Linked DNA regions of Mus musculus: region 2 is linked to region 1. The links are chromatin loops, found by intact Hi-C in ENCODE. Cell type or tissue: left cerebral cortex. All regions are shown on one strand. Each heading gives the region's core, and the rest is flanking DNA. Links, peaks and the distances in the headings are about the cores only.

Evidence for each region. Hi-C counts contacts between places; a loop is a spot of excess contacts. Peaks named below come from ENCODE experiments on the same cell type or tissue, not always from the same donor. Only the 100,000 strongest peaks of a DNase experiment are listed, where the experiment ranks them.
Region 2: a loop joins it to region 1, with 2.6 times the contacts of the local background. A loop is called at or near these places in 2 of 42 quality-filtered maps.

Annotation. Positions count from the first base shown.
Region 1 is chr14:74,597,761-74,606,318 of GRCm38, forward strand. No RefSeq gene overlaps it. Among named protein-coding and RNA genes, the nearest start is that of Gm41210, 39 kb to the right of the region's middle. In left cerebral cortex, for the core only: a CTCF peak has its summit at 4,997 (motif pointing left); DNase peaks (open chromatin) are centred at 3,730 and 5,023.
Region 2 is chr14:74,423,335-74,431,892 of GRCm38, forward strand. No RefSeq gene overlaps it. Among named protein-coding and RNA genes, the nearest start is that of 4933402J15Rik, 72 kb to the left of the region's middle. In left cerebral cortex, for the core only: no CTCF peak of the experiment used is centred there; DNase peaks (open chromatin) are centred at 4,810 and 5,060.

The DNA of each region.
Region 1 (8,558 bases), core at 475-8,474:
AAAAGGACTCAGTAATAGAATTAAATTTCTGCTACCTAGCTACATGACTTTAAAGCTTATGTTTTCAGTCTGTTAACTTTCTGTTACTATAGCAAAACAATTGAAATAATCAATTTACAAAGAAGAAAGGTTTGTTTTGGCTCACAATTTGGAAGCATCTATCCTTAGCTAATGGTGGCAGGGGGTGGGGGTGGGGCATTATGAAGGAAGTCCATTCAACTCACTATCACTGAAGAAAAAAAAAGAAAGCCAGGTCTGGTGTTCTGACATTCATTTCAAGGGCACACCCTCAATGACCAGAAGACATCACACTAGGTTCCTCCTCTTAAGTATCCCACCACCTCCCAAAAGCATGGCAGAGGGGAAATCAAGCTTTCTTGTTAGCCTTTGGAGGATGCTTTTTTCAGCCATAGGGAGCTCACCTGTGCTCCTGGTTATGGACAGAGCAACATCTGAGAATTCCCCGTGCTGCTTTCTCTTTTCTTGGAACTACATTTACACATATTCTACACTTCTTTGTCCCTACATTTTATGTCTCTCCTCTTCAGAAAGTTTTCTCCTCTGAAAGGTTCCCAGGCTGTCTCTCAGACTCTTTGTGTTGGGTCTATCAGTTCTTACTCCTAAGAGCATTGTTTTCTATCATGAACCTGGCCAAGGGTCAGTAGGATATGATCTAGGCAAATCTGACTTGGCCAAAAATAAATTTCCAATATCATTGCCAAACATATGAACTAGAACACCCAGGAATCAACTTGACCTCAAGTCATGATGATTCCTGGAATGTCACTTCCAAGTCAGATGGAACTTGTGAGACTAATCATCAGCAATAAAGCTGTGAGCAATATGCTATGATGATTAATATTTAAGTATTCCAGATACAAAGTCAGATGATGATATAATGTGTAACTTACCATATTGGCAACATCTTAAAGACTCCTTGTGAATCCCTATGTAACCCAGTTTCAACTGGCACCGATATGTTGATTGAACCACAGTTCCTAGCACTTTAACCCAGAAAAGATGGAATTTCCCAAAGAGAATACTATTGTAGAGTGTGGTAGTTTGATTGAGAAATATCCACACACACAGGTTTTGAGTGTTATAGTCTTGTCCTAATTCCTCTTTGTTCTCTCAGCTGCCTGTTCCTGACACTGGCTGGCATGCCTGATGGCATGCCTGCCTACCAGGATAGACTCTTTTCCCTCTGCAACCACAAGCCAAAATCAACTCCTTCTTGTATAAGCTGCCTTACTAATTGTATTTAATCACACCAAGAAAAGAGTAACTACGACATGGGAGCTCATAGACAACAACCATAAACAACACTGGCAAAGAAGTGAACATTCAGAAACTATATCAAAGTTGTAGTGTGCAACTGGGGTGTCAGAGGCAGAAAGATTAAAAGTCTGAGCTACTGAGAAAGATACTGCACCCCTAAAAATACTAATTAATTGGGCCTTCTCAGCATAAACATGGCCAGAAATAAGAAAGGAAGGTGAGCTTCATGGTGCTGTTTCCCTCATTATTAGAGTGTTAGAATTTAGACATTAGAAATTAAAAGCTGTCCCAGGCCCATAAAACACCTGTGTCTCTGGCAAGAAGACAAACAGCATGTGAAAGAGTTCTTTGACAATGTCAAGAGTTTCCTTTAGGCTTTATGAAAGAGAAAGGTACTGAACTGACAGGACCAGTGTCTATAGAATATGGAAGAACACAGGAACGCACTTGTAAATGCACACCAGAAACACTCAGAAAAGTAGAGGGAAGATCTGGTGGTCCTCAGGAAACCATGCAAGATGAATGCAGTCTTAGAGAGCCAGAGATGCAGGAGAATTACTCAGTTCTTTATTGCCAACTCTAGCAACAAAAGCCCTTGAGACCTACCTAGAGTCAGAGAGGATATGAGGCTCCATAATATACCTCATTGGGACATGGTTGTTGGCAAATAACAAATATGGTCAACTCAGTGACAACTTAAGCTCCCTCAGATTTCCTTAATGTGGGACAAACTGTGGATCAATGCTGGGATTGTCCAGCATGCTGGAAGGTGGAAAGATCTGTAAGAAGGAATATAATGAGACCATCACCATAAAGAATCTAGTCAACAAACTAATGAGTCATTTTCCCTGGTAGAAGGTTGTGGGTAGCCAACTGGAATTGTTCGGTGGGTACTGTCATGGGTTAGTCATGATTGTCAACTTGAAGGGATGTGGAATCAAGTAAGAGACATTTCTAAACATATGTGTATGGGCATGTCCAGGAAGGAATAAGAAATGAGCGAAGGCTCCCTCTCAGAGTACATGGCATGATCTGGTGAGTTGCCAGGGTATAAAGAGATCCAAAGAAACAGCATCTCACTTTCTTGTCTTCCTTATGTGTTGCTAGTGAGTTTGACTATCCCAGCTGCTGTGGCCATTTTTGCTGACACTGCTTCCATCTTTGATATGGACTAGAAACCAGTGACTCTCCAGGAATCATCAATACCTTCAGCATCAGGTGGTACTTCCTGGGTATTCAGCTTCACGGAATGAGCTGCTACTGGGTTCTCAGCCCCTCTCTGATGCAGATGGACACTGTTGGACTATCTAGTCCCCATATTATAAGCCAATCTAGGGAATCTCTCTTTATAATATACATACATTCTACTTGATCTATTCCTCTAGAGAACCCTAACATAGGTTTCTTTTGCTCTCAATGTTTCTTTAGCTTGCTAAAGTAGTAGGATATGAGTGTTTTGTCTATACAGATCCATATCCACTATGTCCATTCCTGATGACAACAGAAGTCAGAAGAAGGCATTGGATCCCGTGGAACTGGAGTTACAGGTGGCTCAGAACTACTGTGTGGAAACTGGGAATCAAACTCAGGTCTGCAGGAACAGTGGGGGCTTCTAACCACTGAGCTAAGTCTCCACCCAGCCAACTCCATCACCTTGATGGTTAAGATGTCGACATGTGAATTTGGGGAATAAGGAGACCTGTTTAGACCATAACAGAAAATTAGATACACTAGGCTAGAATGAATTCTGATGAAACTACAAAGGCAGCCAAGGTAGGGTACTGTTCACATGAATTTAACCTAAAAACACTTCATTACAAATCCCTCATCTCTCAAGCATTCCAGGACATTGGCTCAGTCAAGGACACTGGTCTGCTTAAGCTGTTCTAAGAGGTCTCAGGGTCAAGGGCATGTCAACATCAGGACTGAGAAAGGAATCACCTGAAAGATGGACTTAGCTTAACCATGTTCGACCCTGGAGGAGCCAGCGACGTGGATGAGAGAAAGTAAGCAAAGCCCTAAGAATCTAAGTCAAAAAGAAAGTGGGGGTGGGGGTGGACGGAGACTCAGTAGATGTTGCACAAACCTCCCTTAAACAGTCCCCTTTCCTCCTCGTCTCCTGAAAGGTATATGTTAAGACACAGTCATTTGTCCGGGAGCCCAATGGTTCAGTGTCCAGGAGAACAGCTGAACTTCTTTGGATAAATCAAGGATTGTACAAAGATGAGGGACAGGGTGGGTGGATGAGAAAGACAGAGAACAGAGTTCTACAGGAAACTTTTGTTAGCTGGGGCCATGCTGAATATGATGTGGTTCTCTCTTTCAGTTCTCTCTCCCCTAAAATATATACCCGCAGGAAACATGGGATTAAGGGTTATTCTGGAGGCTGGGGGAGGTTGGTGTGTGGAAGTGACAAAGACAGCGCTTTGCTAAAAGACAGCAGCAGGAAGAGGAACATGCAGGGCCAGCATGTCACACTTCCAGAAGCGAGTTTACAGCAAAAGTGGGGGCCACACTCTCTGTTCCCTACCCTCTTCCCTGCCTCCTAAAGCAGGCTCTAGCTGTGAAGCATGCCTCCCTACTACCCACTCGGGCACACACAACAGATTTCTTCAGCCAGCCTTAAGGAAGGATCCAGACTCTATCCTGTGGGTCCTGATTTCTCTCCTCAGAGATTCCTCCAAGCTGACTTTCCATCCACGACTTTCAACTCCTTACTTCCAACAATCTGTCTCTGTCCTTTTCAACCTACATTGAAGGCTTTTCAGTATGCAGCTAACTCCAGGAACCTGCCTAGGATGGCAGGGACACTAACAAAGGGGCCTTGGAAAACCTGCTTGCACTGAAAACCAAGGGGTCTCAAGAGGAGAGTAAACTCTTCAAAGACATCAGAGCTATTTGAGCTATTTCCTGTTCTACCAACTGCTGGGTAACAATTATACTGAACACATAGAGGCTTTAAATGGCTTCTTGTATGACTTTTTACTCTTGACTGCTAGTCTTATCTTTTAAGAGTTTTTTTTTTTAATGAAATGGGATGAGCAGCCACAGTTAAAAAGAAAGCGATAGTAGGTCCCACCGTGTGAGCCTTGTCTAGGCTTGACCTCATGGTAATCTTCCTGTGTCTACCTTCTGTGTGCTAAGATTACAGATGTGCACCACTACACTCAGCTTCTTGGGCATTTCTTGTTGTGCTCCATGCTCTGCTGCACGTGATCCTTCAGTATCAGCTGCTGGTCTGATTCCGTATGAACGTCCCAAAGTGTCTATGTTCAGCTTCCTATGGCTTTGGTGAGGGTAGCTAGAAAACTGAGTGCACTTGGGAGAGCCTCTCTCTCTCTCTCTCTCTCTCTCTCTCTCTCTCTCTCTCTCTCTCTCTCTCTCTCTCTCTCCCTCCCTCCCTCCCTCCCTTTCTTCCCTCCCTTCCAACCTCCCAGTTTAACAATTAGACACTACATGTTTACACTCCGGCTCCAAGACAGTGTGCTACAGTGTTCTCAACTTGTGGCTCACAACCTTAAAAGACCATCTGAAAACATAGATATTTGCATTACGATTCGTAAAAAGTAGCAACATGACAGTTGTAAAGTAACAACGAAAATAATTTTATGGCTGGGGGTCACCACGGCATGAGGAACTGTATTAAAGGGTCATCAGGAAGGTTGAAAACCACTGATTACAAGAGACAATCAGCAGGAGCTGCAGCCCCCTAGTGGCCAGACTCAGGACTGGTTTAGCATCCCTTCTCAGACTACATCTACAATCCAGTTTCTCAAGGACAATTACTTGGTTTTTTGAGACGAAAGATAAACATTGACATACTATTGAAACTGTGCCAGATCCTGGCCATATAGACATGCTTTCATGAAGAGAGGGATTGCGATGGAGAACGGACACAGAAGTCAGCATGCTGAGAGGAAGAAGACAGTTTGATTTTTAAGGCACAGCTTACACTGGGTGGGCGGTCTTGTTACTGCTCCATGTAGAGTTTTGGAGCAATCTGAGCTCTGAGCTTCCATTCTGCATTGCAGTAGCAGACGAGGGCTTCCCCACAGCCTTGGAGAGGTGATGCTAACTTCACACAGCTACCACAGCCCAATAAGTTCTCCCAAACCCCAAGGGTCTCCAGGAGAAAATTCTGGAGCCCTCATAATTCTGTGAATGGAAAAATAGAATCGGAGAATATATATCTCCACTTCTGTTCTGTGGATGCTCTCTTCCTCCAGAGAAAAGGCGCCAAGGCTTAGAACCATGTGGCCATGGTGGTCTCTTGTGGAGATGGCAAAAGGGAAGTCAGTCCTTATGTGTGTGTTCATGCCGCTGCTGGTGTATGCATTCCAACACCACCGCCCAATGTTGAGGATAAAGAATTTCTATTTCCCTTTAGTTTCATGAGAAAATATCAGGGTGGGTTGCTAAGATGAATGTCAGCACACTCAGACAGCAGACACAGCCTGAGTGTGTAGTCCCAAAGACCCAATTATTTTACATACGTTCAAACAGTAAAGACTGAAATGTGAGCACCAGAAAACAGGAAGCATGACTGTGCACCTTTTATTGGATGTGGGCAGAGACGGCAATCTGAGGTGGGAAAAGTCAGAAGGTTTGGATGCAACCTACATATTTCTTTACTAATCTCCATTTGTGAGTTATCCACCCCCACTCCATGCAGACATGAAAATCCATCAGAAAGCCCAACTCTTTTCTTACTAGCATCGTGTTACATAGCATCTCCTCTTACTCTCATCATTTTGTTAGCTGTGTGTTAGAAAATCATGTCAGGACCCTCCAGGCACAGTTAATAGATGCTCAAAGCAAAGCAAAGAGAAGTGGCTCAGACAATTAGCAACTTCAAGGAGAAATGTTTATCGAGAATAAACACACATGGAACCTGAATGTTGCTCTCTGTCTCAGCACGGCAGTCTTCTGTCTCTGATCCTCTTTGGGTATTTGCCCTATTCTTTCTTACTTGGTGCTTCCACGTCAGTCTCTAGACAAAAGAGTTCTTCTACCATCTAGCATCTACATTTAAAATTTCACTTGCTCCCCAGTCTGTCTTCTTGCATTCTCTGTGCACAGCTGGACCAGATAAGATTATGACAGAGACAGGGCTCTCTGTCCCTTGGCCTGCACAGGTTCTGGGCTTACCTTCCAGGTATGCAGTAATATCAGGTTCACTAGAATGCCTAGACTCAAAGAGAGCAGATCCCGCTCTGAGGCCGTGTGCGCTGAGCCCGTGGAGCAACACGTGCGCACATCACATCGCACATCCTGTGTTGGATGCTGGAAGCTCAGCACTGAAGGAGATGGTAGGAAAAATACTTTCAAAAACTCGAACAGTTTAAAGTGGAACTTTTTTATGTCGCTCTAAGCTTTTATCTGTTTTCTTCCATTCTCATTGGTGACTTACTCTATTACTTCATCCACGTAGCTAGTTGTCTCTCCTCTGCCTCCGGGTTTCCATGCCCCTCTCAATGCATCAATCCCATCAGCTGACAGACACCTGAAGCACTGTCCCCCAACTCTGTCCTCCCCCTCCCCCAGTCACGCCTGACTTTCCCATCGTTCTTCACAGGGGAATTCTATTTCCTTGCTGACTCTTCTTTCCTTCTTGGCGTTCTGTTCTAAATCCATCCCAGTCAGACTTCCAGCCCAGCTTTTCTCAAAATCTTCCATCAACGAGGTCATGGAATAAGCTCTGTTTTGCGTATTTTTATGAGCAGTTCACTCTCTTCTCCTTGTTCCTGCTAAATAATTTTTGGCACATTCCAGCCCTCTTGGAGAATTCTGGCCTCTTGGATTTCTCAATTTCCTAGACTTCTTCCCAGCCTCACTGTCTGTATTGTCTGCTGTCTTCATTTTAACCAGTTTACTATCAGAGCATCCCAGGGCTCCATCTTCTTTTCTTCACCCTTATTGCTCCTTAGACAGCTTTTTTAAATCTCTCTGCTCTGAAACCCATCTAATGCTGTACTCCAGACCCAGACCCAGCCCCAGCCCCAGCTCCTGTTTGCAAGCTCATGTAGCCAATCATTTACTTAATATCCCCACTTAAATGTCTCAAAAACCACCCGACTTTGCTGACCAAAATGGAATTTAATACTTGAACTCTTCAAAAGTAAAAATGTTATCTCAGTCTTTCACAACTCGATAAATAGCAATTCTAATTGTTTCCATCAAAAAAAAAAAAAAAAAAAAAAAAAAACCCCTACAGATGTGTCATCAACTCGTTCTTCTCATGGCTACAGGTGGAGTCTGGAGTGTTCCCCACGGGTGTTTAAAATTGTCACCCTATGACACTATGGAAAGGTGACAGAACTGTTCAGAGGTGGCCTAGTTCCGAAAGCTGTGCAATTAGGGCACTATTTGAAGGGAATATTGGGATGCTGCCTGTTTGTCTTTTCCTTCTGGTCACCACTGGAGAACAGCTCTTTTCTACCCATTCCTACTACTATGGCCTCCTGTGGTGTCACAGGCACAAGCAACCACAGACCAGAATGACAGAAACCAAAACAAACGTTTCTTCTCAAATAGCCATTTGTTCCGTGACAATCACAGAAAGCTGAATGCCATGCTCTGGCCCTACTAGGGTTCATATTCAGAATATTCATCTACAGGTTAAGCCTCCCACTTCCTGGCGCTTTCTTGCGCTAAAGCAAAAACAAACAAAAAAAAATCCAAAAGCAAAACCTAACACATACAGTGAGTCCTATCTCACTTTTTTTTCCATTTTAAGCAATGTTAAAGATATTTCCAAAGAACACAAAAGCCTTCTCCCACAATTTTGGAACTATGAAGAATGTCTTTGTATGACTTTGATTCTCACAATAATACTGTAAGAAAAACATTCCTGATTTCTTAATTATCCCTAGACTAAAGCTGAATGACTCACAAAGTAAGTGATTTTTTTTTCTTACCTGGTAAGCAGAAGAAATTGAATTGACCCCAGGTTTGTTCGACTCTGAATTGGTCATTGTTCTTGCTGCTGTGACACAATGGTGACAAAGTCAACTTTAGAAAACTATTTATTTCTGTCCACAGTTTGAGGGTACCGTGCCCACAGTCAGGGTGCACAGTGAGGCTTCCTCTTTTTTATTCGGCCTGGGACCCGAGCCCATGGAATGACTGTTCATATTCAGGGTAGGTCTTTCCTCTCCAGATAATTCCAGTCCACTGGAAGAACTTTTGCTTCTTCAGTCCGTATTACAGGAAGGGGTCAAACCACTCTGCTGAATCCCCTTGCCACTCTGCGAAGCTGTGGCCCCTGTATAGTATGCGGG
Region 2 (8,558 bases), core at 422-8,421, 170 kb before region 1:
AAGATGTATTTCAGAAGTAGCAGGATTACCTTTTATATACAAAGGCAATGAGCTCAATTTTCAACATTGCACAAAGAGCAACAAATAGCAGCACATCTATTCTAAATAAATTTACTTCAGAGACAAGCTTATTGTTTTTGAAGTCAACAAGATTTCCTCTTAGTTTCAAGGTTGTTCAGTGTCAATTGAAGACTATAGAAAATAATATCATTTTCATTCTCTCACAAGAGTCTAAATGCTGCATATTTGGTGACTGTCTTGATACTGTGAAGAGTACTTTATATTGCTGTGAAGAGACACCAGAATCACGACAACTCTTATAAAAGAAAAGAGTTAATTGAGGGCTTGTTTATCCATGATCATCATGGAGACAAGCAGGCAGACATGATGGTCAGACAGTAGCCGAGAGCTCCCTGATTGGCAAGGAGGAGCGGAAGGAGGGAAGGAAAAGAGTAAAAAGTCACACACCACACACACACACACACACACACACACACACACACACACACGGCAGGGGGTGGACTGAGACTAGTCTGCTAGTCTGGGAGTTTGAAAACTCAGAGCCCACCCTGAGTGTCACAATTCTTCCAACAGAGTCAGACCTAACCTAACAAGAGCACATCTACTAATCCTTCCCAAGTAGTTCCACTAACTGAGGATCAAGCATTCAAACACATGAGGCTATAGGGGCCATTCTCATTCAAACTACCACACTAACTGAGCAATGTTTTGTTCATAAAGTATAAGTGATCCTACTAGGTAGCTAGACAGGAACTGAAAGCCTTGGAGACCATTAAGGATGGACCCATATTTCATAAGTCGGCTGTGGATCTCACCTCCCATTCCCTTGGTAACACTAGAAAAGAACATTCATAGCTACCCCTCCTTAAAATATCATATAAAAACATGAAGATTCCAGATCTTTGTTCAGTCCCCTTAAGGAAGAAAAAGCTACTTCTTCCTGGTCAAAGAATCTGAGTTCTACCTCTTGCCTTGAATAGAAACAGGACGTTCTGGGTCCTTCAAAGGTTAGAGTACTCCATACTCCTATCTCCTTCCTTAAGAGTTAACCCACCTATTCCTGTCAATCACTTTGCCAAGAGACCACTATACAGGAAAGCTGACTCAGCTGAAGACATGCTAAAGAAATGGGATGAATACTTAAAGGTTTAAGATAAGGTCCTGAAACCTTCCAGGAGTCCTGCCCCGAAGCAATTACTTAAGGCAATTTTACTACCACACAGCACTATCATGCCTGCTTGCTATTCTAAATAGTAACCTTTAAAAAATTAACTTTTTTTGTTTGTTTTGTTTTGTTTTTAACATTTTTGTTAATTAGGTATTTTCTTCATTTACATTTCCAATGCTATCCCCAAAGTCCCCCATACTCCCCCACACACACTCCCCTACCCACCCACTCCCACTTCTTGGCCCTGGCTTTCCCCTGTACTGAGGCATATAAAGTTTGCACGACCATCTTTCCACTGATGGCCGACTATCCTGCAATACCTCTCCTGGGCATATATCCAGAAGATGTTCCAACCGGTAAGAAGGGCACATGCTCCACTATGTTTATAGCAGCCTTATTTATAATAGCCAGAAGCTGGAAAGAACCCAGATGGCCCTCAACAGAGGAATGGATACAGAAAATGTGGTACATTTATACAATGGAATACTACTCAGCTATTAAAAAGAATGAATTTATGAAAATTAACTTTTTCTTTACTTTGTTTTTATCTTTTCTTTTGAAACTGTACAAAATCTTAAGTATGCATTCCTGCTACTCTGGGATTTCTCACTATTTCTCTAACCTCCATGCCTAACTTCCTGACTTAAAAGACATGTTCATTCTCTCTCTCTCTCTCTCTCTCTCTCTCTCTCTCCCTCCCCCCTCTCTCCTCCACCCCCCCATCTTGTTCTAAAGGCCTTTATGGCCTCTCTGTGTCTACAACTGTTGCTGGGTGCTGCCTCTGCTTTTGTTGGGATCTGTACTGGGACAGATCTCATTTCATTTGCCACAATCAAATCAAGAACTTTTTATTAGGAAACTAATCTTTTCCTTGACCCAGAGACATAGCACTGAGACTTGTTATCTATGTCAATTTGGGTTCATTCAGTTAATTCTATGTCACTCCAGGAAGCTCCAGTATTAGCCCAGCAAATGGCAAAATGATTAACTCAATCATTTGAAACTCCTAACATAAATTTTCAGCTACAATTAGAACACAGAATGGGAAGGAAAGTTGGTCACCTGTGCTCTCTGTATAGTGTTCAACATGGTTAAGGAGGGAAGCAGCTCCATCCTATAAGCCAAAAGACAGTTTAGTAGATTTGGCAAGGCAGTTCTGAGGTTCAAATTAGTGCAAGAAGTGTTTGTTTGCATATGCAAAGTTAAACTGCAGACTGATACAAGCCTTGGGGCAGTCTGGTCCATGACTTCTGCTTGAATACATACCTTGCCTTTTCTGAGTAGACTAATATTAGGCTCCTAATCACCTTGGGTCACCATTTAAGATACATACAGCTTTAAAGTTAGAGCTCAACTCTCACTTGCCAATGAGATTAATTACTGAGTCATATAGCCTCTGAAAGCCCCTCTCTTGGAAGCCACTATGTTCCTGTCCCATTTTTTACTACTTTGCCGGACTCATACATCCATAGAGAGAGATAATAAAGAATTTCCAGAATAAAACCTGGGATTTCCCATGGCTGATCACCCTAAAGCCCATTTGAATTCTAAAACAAAATGAAGGCCTTTAACACAATTAGAAAGGGCAAATTTCAGCTCAAATGGTTGAATTCTGTGTACAAACTCATCTTCTTGACTTGCTGATGACAAGTGTCACAGCACGTGTCACATTTAATCCTTAGGGACCAAGGGTTACAACTTATTTTTTTTCTCCCAAGTTCTTGTAGACTTACAACAGTCCTAAAGCAGCTGTGATGCTGTGAAACTGTACTTGATGAAAGTTTGGTAACTTCCCTCGTCTTCTCCCCTCCTTTCCTCTCCCCATTCCTTCCATCCATCCTTCGTTTTTTTTTTTTTTTTTTTCTGTTCGTTTGTTTTGTTCTTTTGTTTTGTTTTTTTATTTTGGATAACGATGGGTGCTATTTGGAGCTGATCCTCTTTTGACTCAGTAAAGCTGTTAATAAGCCTTCCTCATCTATTTACTCATGAAATACATGGCCTTAAAATTCTGGTTAAAACCAGGCAAGGTGGCACATATCTATAATCTATAATCCAATCACATCAGAGGCTGAGGCAGGGAAATTGTGGTTTTGAGACTACCTTGTGCTGCATAGCAAGTACTAGATCAGACTGGAATAGTCTGGTGTACAGACTGTATAACCTGTATTAAAAAAAGAAAAAGAAAAAGTCAAACAAACCTGACCAGAAGGAAACTCCCTTTGCCTAAATATTTGTCTAAATATGCAGATCTGGGTGACCACTCAGCACTAATCATTCTTTCTAGGCTGTGAGTTATTCTTGTTTTCTTGTGAGCTGAATTTGCCTTATAAATGTCAAAAGGAAGCAGCGCTCAGACTCCGTAGAACTGACCCCAGCCTCTACCAATACCCAGGTCAATCTGCTGGAAGCGAAATGAGCTGCTAGGACAGCTTTTAGTTCACTTTGTTAGAACTATTCAAGTTAATGGCTCAGAGAGACAAAATAGATATGGCTTTGACAAACACCAGAGGTTCTCCAGGATAACAGCGATTTGCTTGTTACTATTTAGGCATTTGTGTGTGAATCCAGAGGTAGACACCAGGCTTCCTTTACTGCTCTTCGCCTTAGTGCTTTGTTTGCTTGCTTGCTTGCTTGTGTGTGTTTTATGAGGTTTTTGGTTTCTTGTTTGTTTGTTTTGTTTTGTTGAGACAGGGCCTCTCACTGATCTTTGATTTCACTCTTTTCAGCTAGACTAACTGGCCAGTGAGATTCCAAGATTCACCTGTCTCCATCCCTGATCCTTGCACTGAGGTTATAGGTACAATGTGAACACATCTTACCTTTTCATAAGTTCTGGGAAATTTAAACTCAGGTCTTCATGCTTAAAGAAATGTTTCACACACTGAGCCATCTCTCCAGCCCTTAGGTGGGCCTAATACTATTATGCTACTAAGGAATGGCAAAGAAATAGCGAAGGAAAGAGGAGAAATCCTTCACGAGGTTGCTGATCGTTTAAGTTGTCAGATGCCAAAGAAATCTGTGAAGAATGAGTATTGTCCAGATTCCTTAAACACGGAAAAAATAAATAAATAAGTCTGAGTGTTTTGACAAAAAGTTGGAAGTTGAGAGCACAAATACAGAGGAGAGGCAGTTTAATGGTGCCTACTCTAGGGAGCTGACTGACTAGGGAAGGAAGACAAGCATGGGTGCTAATGCATGATCGCACGCATGTGGAGCCATTGTAGAATCAAAGCACTGCCAAGGAACTCTAGGGAACTTGCTTTGTTAGGGGATTTAAAATCCTTGCTTCACAGGCTTATAAACAATACCTTTTGGATATTTTTTTCTTCCCAAAGGCATATCAACAGCTATTAATGATGTACTTTCTATTGAATATTACTATTTCAATTTAACTGCTACTACTCTTTATATACTAGAAAGAAAATCCTCTAAGAGACGATTTAATATTTATAACATGTTGGCACTCAGGGATACTACTCAGTTTCCTCTTTTATGCCATGCTAAGAAATTTTAAGAAAGTGACTCAACTCATTCACACACACTGCTATCTTTGGTGATGCGTTATCTGGCATGCCTGTTGTGTGCGTATCACATAGTAATTGTACTTAATGTTTGTTTCCTCTCTGCCATCACACAAATTGTGCTGGTGATGACCAAACTTTGCAAAAAATAGTGATGCCCATGCTGTGTCTAATATGTGGCAGTTTAAGCTTTTATTCTCCGTCACAGGAAAATACAAAGTCTCTAAATAGAAGATTAAAAGATTCCTTTCTGGAGAGCACCAGCAGCAGTTCCCCAATAGCTTCTAATAATACCGAGTGGGAAAGAACAGTACACTGAATCATAGCCTTGCACTGTTACATAATGACTTAAGGTCAGTTATGTAAGGAGACAGACTAATAAGCAGAAGTACACTTGGGCTACATTTGTGCAAGGACCCGACATGCACAGGACAGAAATGACAGCCAGCTGGCAGTGGTCACATTCATGCTCTGATTTTACCCACAGGCTCCCCAGCTTGCTCTCTGCAGTGAGCTCTTCTAACTAACTTATGCCTTACTGTTACAGGGGACATGAAAGGGTAAGTTAATTTCTAGTAATTAAAAGTAATCACATCAATTTATTAAAGTATTTTCCATAAAAAAAACACTAGGTCTTAAGGCGTCTGAACACTTGACTTATTTTTGCTTTTACATTCATGTATTTTTAAATTAAGATACAATTATATAATTTCCCCATTGTCTCCCTACACCTTTCATGTTGCCCCCATCTCCTTGGAAATTGATGGCTTTTTTTCTGTTATTATTAATATATTATAATATACTGGTGCATATTATATATGCATAAATATACAAATACAATCTGCTGCTTTGGGTTTTATATGTCTATGGCTTCATATGGCTTCGGGGTTGATCACTTAGCATTGGACAACTAATAAAAGGGTGGTTTGGTTTTTTTGTATGTGCATGGCTGTTTTGTCTACATGTATGTCTGTATACTACTTGGGTGCCTGGTGCCTGCAGGGGCCAGAAGAGGGCACTGGATCCTCTGGAAATGGTGCTACAGATGGGTATGAACCACCATGTGGGTACTGGGAATCAAATCCAGGTCCACAGGAGCAGCAGCCAGCACTCTTAGCCACTAGGATGTCCCCCAACCCCCAAACTTGTCTTGAATCCAGGAAATAGAAACCCCAGGTGTGCAGAGTCCACCTTGGCCATCTTATCTCTCTGATATTTTGTTAAGTAGAGCAAAATCAATCATTTTTACTTTGGAATTATCTAGTATGGACTTGAGTCTTAGTCTATGCTTAATATATTTTTAATTTTGGATCAGACACTTAACTTTTTCCAAGCCTCAGTTTCTCTGTTATAGAATAGGAATCATTTTCTTTACCTATAGGAAAGGGTACCAAGAAGGCAAAAGGGATAGGGAAATGGCTATGTGGCAAAGTGCTGTTGTGTAAACTTGAGTACCAGGGTTTGGATTGCTAGCGTCCACATAAATTGTGAGCATATGTGGCAGCTCACCACTTAGGAAGAAGAGGTGGAATTACTAAAGCAACCTGGCTAGCTTGACTACCTGAATTAGATAGAGACTTCTGGGTTCAAGCCAAAGAGTGTGATTTAGTACATAATGGGGAGATTGATGAAGAAAGACATCCAAGACTAGACTACCTATGGCCTCTGCATGTGGACACACATATGTCTGCTCACATCTCCCTATACATGCAACCCCACAATACTCATTCACATTCTAGAAAATTGCAACATGTGATTATATATGTCCAGGTGCTTCATAAGCTGAAGAGTTCTATACAAACATATGATGCTATAGTGCTAAAGTTTCCTCCTAAGGAAAATATGAAGAATGACTTCCAGGGGAACAGGGTTAGGATGGTCAACTATTTTTTTGATAAAAGTTTTTGAAAGGAAGGGAAAGGAAGAGAAGGGGAGGGGAGGGGAGGGGAGGGGAGAGGAAAGGAGAGAGGGGAGGGGAGGAGAGGAGAGGAGAGAGGAGAGGAGAGGAGAGGAGAGGAGAGGAGAGGAAAGGAAAAGAAAGGAAAAGAAAGGAAAGGAAAAACAGTCACCAAACTTGATTTGTTTTTCCTAATGCCCAAATAGAATAACATTGGTACCTCTGTTATAATGGGCAAAAAATATACTATTAAAGAACAAAAACAAAATATAAATACATCACAGAATACTTGCATTTTACCACCACCACCAAATGAGATTCAAATATATGATTTGTTCAGGTTGAAGGTTGGCACACACTTGAATAAATCTTGACTGCAAAGCACAAGCAAGAAAGAAGGATAAAAGACACTTTTGCTTGATAAAAACTTAAAGTAGAAAAAATTATTGTACAATGTCCAATATTTCTCAAAAATAATCCAAGGGGTGATGAGAGTAGGGGGAAGGTTGGTGACATTGGCCATGAGGTAAGAGCTGACATGGTGTGTTCATGTCTAGTTATACTCTCTTCTCTAGTTTTGTCTTAGAAAATATCCACAGTATGTACTCACCTAGAAAATACTCATAGATAGCAACACAGACAGCTGCATCTGATAGCAATCCTGATCAACATGAGAGAATGATCTAACATGTTTAAATGGCTCCTATGCCAATGAATCTTCTTAAAATTCCTGTCTTAATACTTCTTGCACCACACTTTAATCCAGATCCTGTATCTTAGGTCAGCTAATAACTTCAGCTTACTTATTTCCATCTCATTACCTTAAGGTAGTTGCTTAGGCTGGTTCCTCACTGAACACAGAATTGGCTTCAGAATAATCAATTTCAGTCACAATGCTGATTTCTGAAGATAGAGACTCATGAGGAAGATTGAGTCCTTTCTAAGATCAAGGATTGGATCAACCTTCTGGGCAATAGCTCTGCATGGATACCCTGGGCTTCAGCATCTCTTGCTAACAGAGACTTAGCCTGCACTTTGCTATAGATTATCTTTTTAAAATGCTATGTGCAGAGATCGACTCAAGGGATAGAGATGGTAGCTAAGGAGAGGTACTTCAAGGGAGAGCTAAAGTTTGACCTTCCAATGTCAAATATTGAATTTCCTAAAATGAAAAATTCCTCTGTCCTAACATAACCAACTTTACATAAAAGGAGGTTTTGGCCTTTTCAACACCAGTCTAGTTGGGAACTGGGTCTCAGCACACCAATATATAATGTATGCAGATGTCTATCCTGCCTTCCAAATCATAGTAAAGTCCTTCGTCACCGACCCAGAGGTCTCCTATCTTGCCTTCATGGACAGTCACACAATGAACTATTATCATGCAAGGAGTATACCATCTGAGACCCTTCATAGATATTGTCACTGCTAAAGCCAAATTGGTAGATCAGGTGTGACTGGCAGGAAAGTGATCTGTGTTGGGATATACTGAAGGAAAAAAATCTTCAGCGAATTTCATAAGGAAATACCCAAGTTAAAAAGTAGCAATGGCTTCCAAGTGAGCTCATAGGTATCACGGGCATGCATCACTGACACTCACTTTTCCATGATACTTCTTTCACTCCTGGCTACATGGGGCGGGGGGGGGGTGGCTAATGGATGTTTGCTGGATGTTAAAACTCTACACAATTTTAATGGATTCAATACCAAAAAGGAGCCTAATATTGGTTGTGATAACTTTGATTCTTTTAAATCTTTTTAAACTAGTTCTTTGGAAGTTACATAAAAGATGCCTTGGGAGACTGCTCAATGGATAAAGCACTTGTAGCACAGACATGAGGCCTAGAGTGATGATTCTTAGAATCTAAAGCACTGGCAATGAGGGCAACTGCCTGCTATCCCAGGTCTCAGCGGGCTGAGCTAAAGCATCCTCTGAGCAAGCTGGATAATT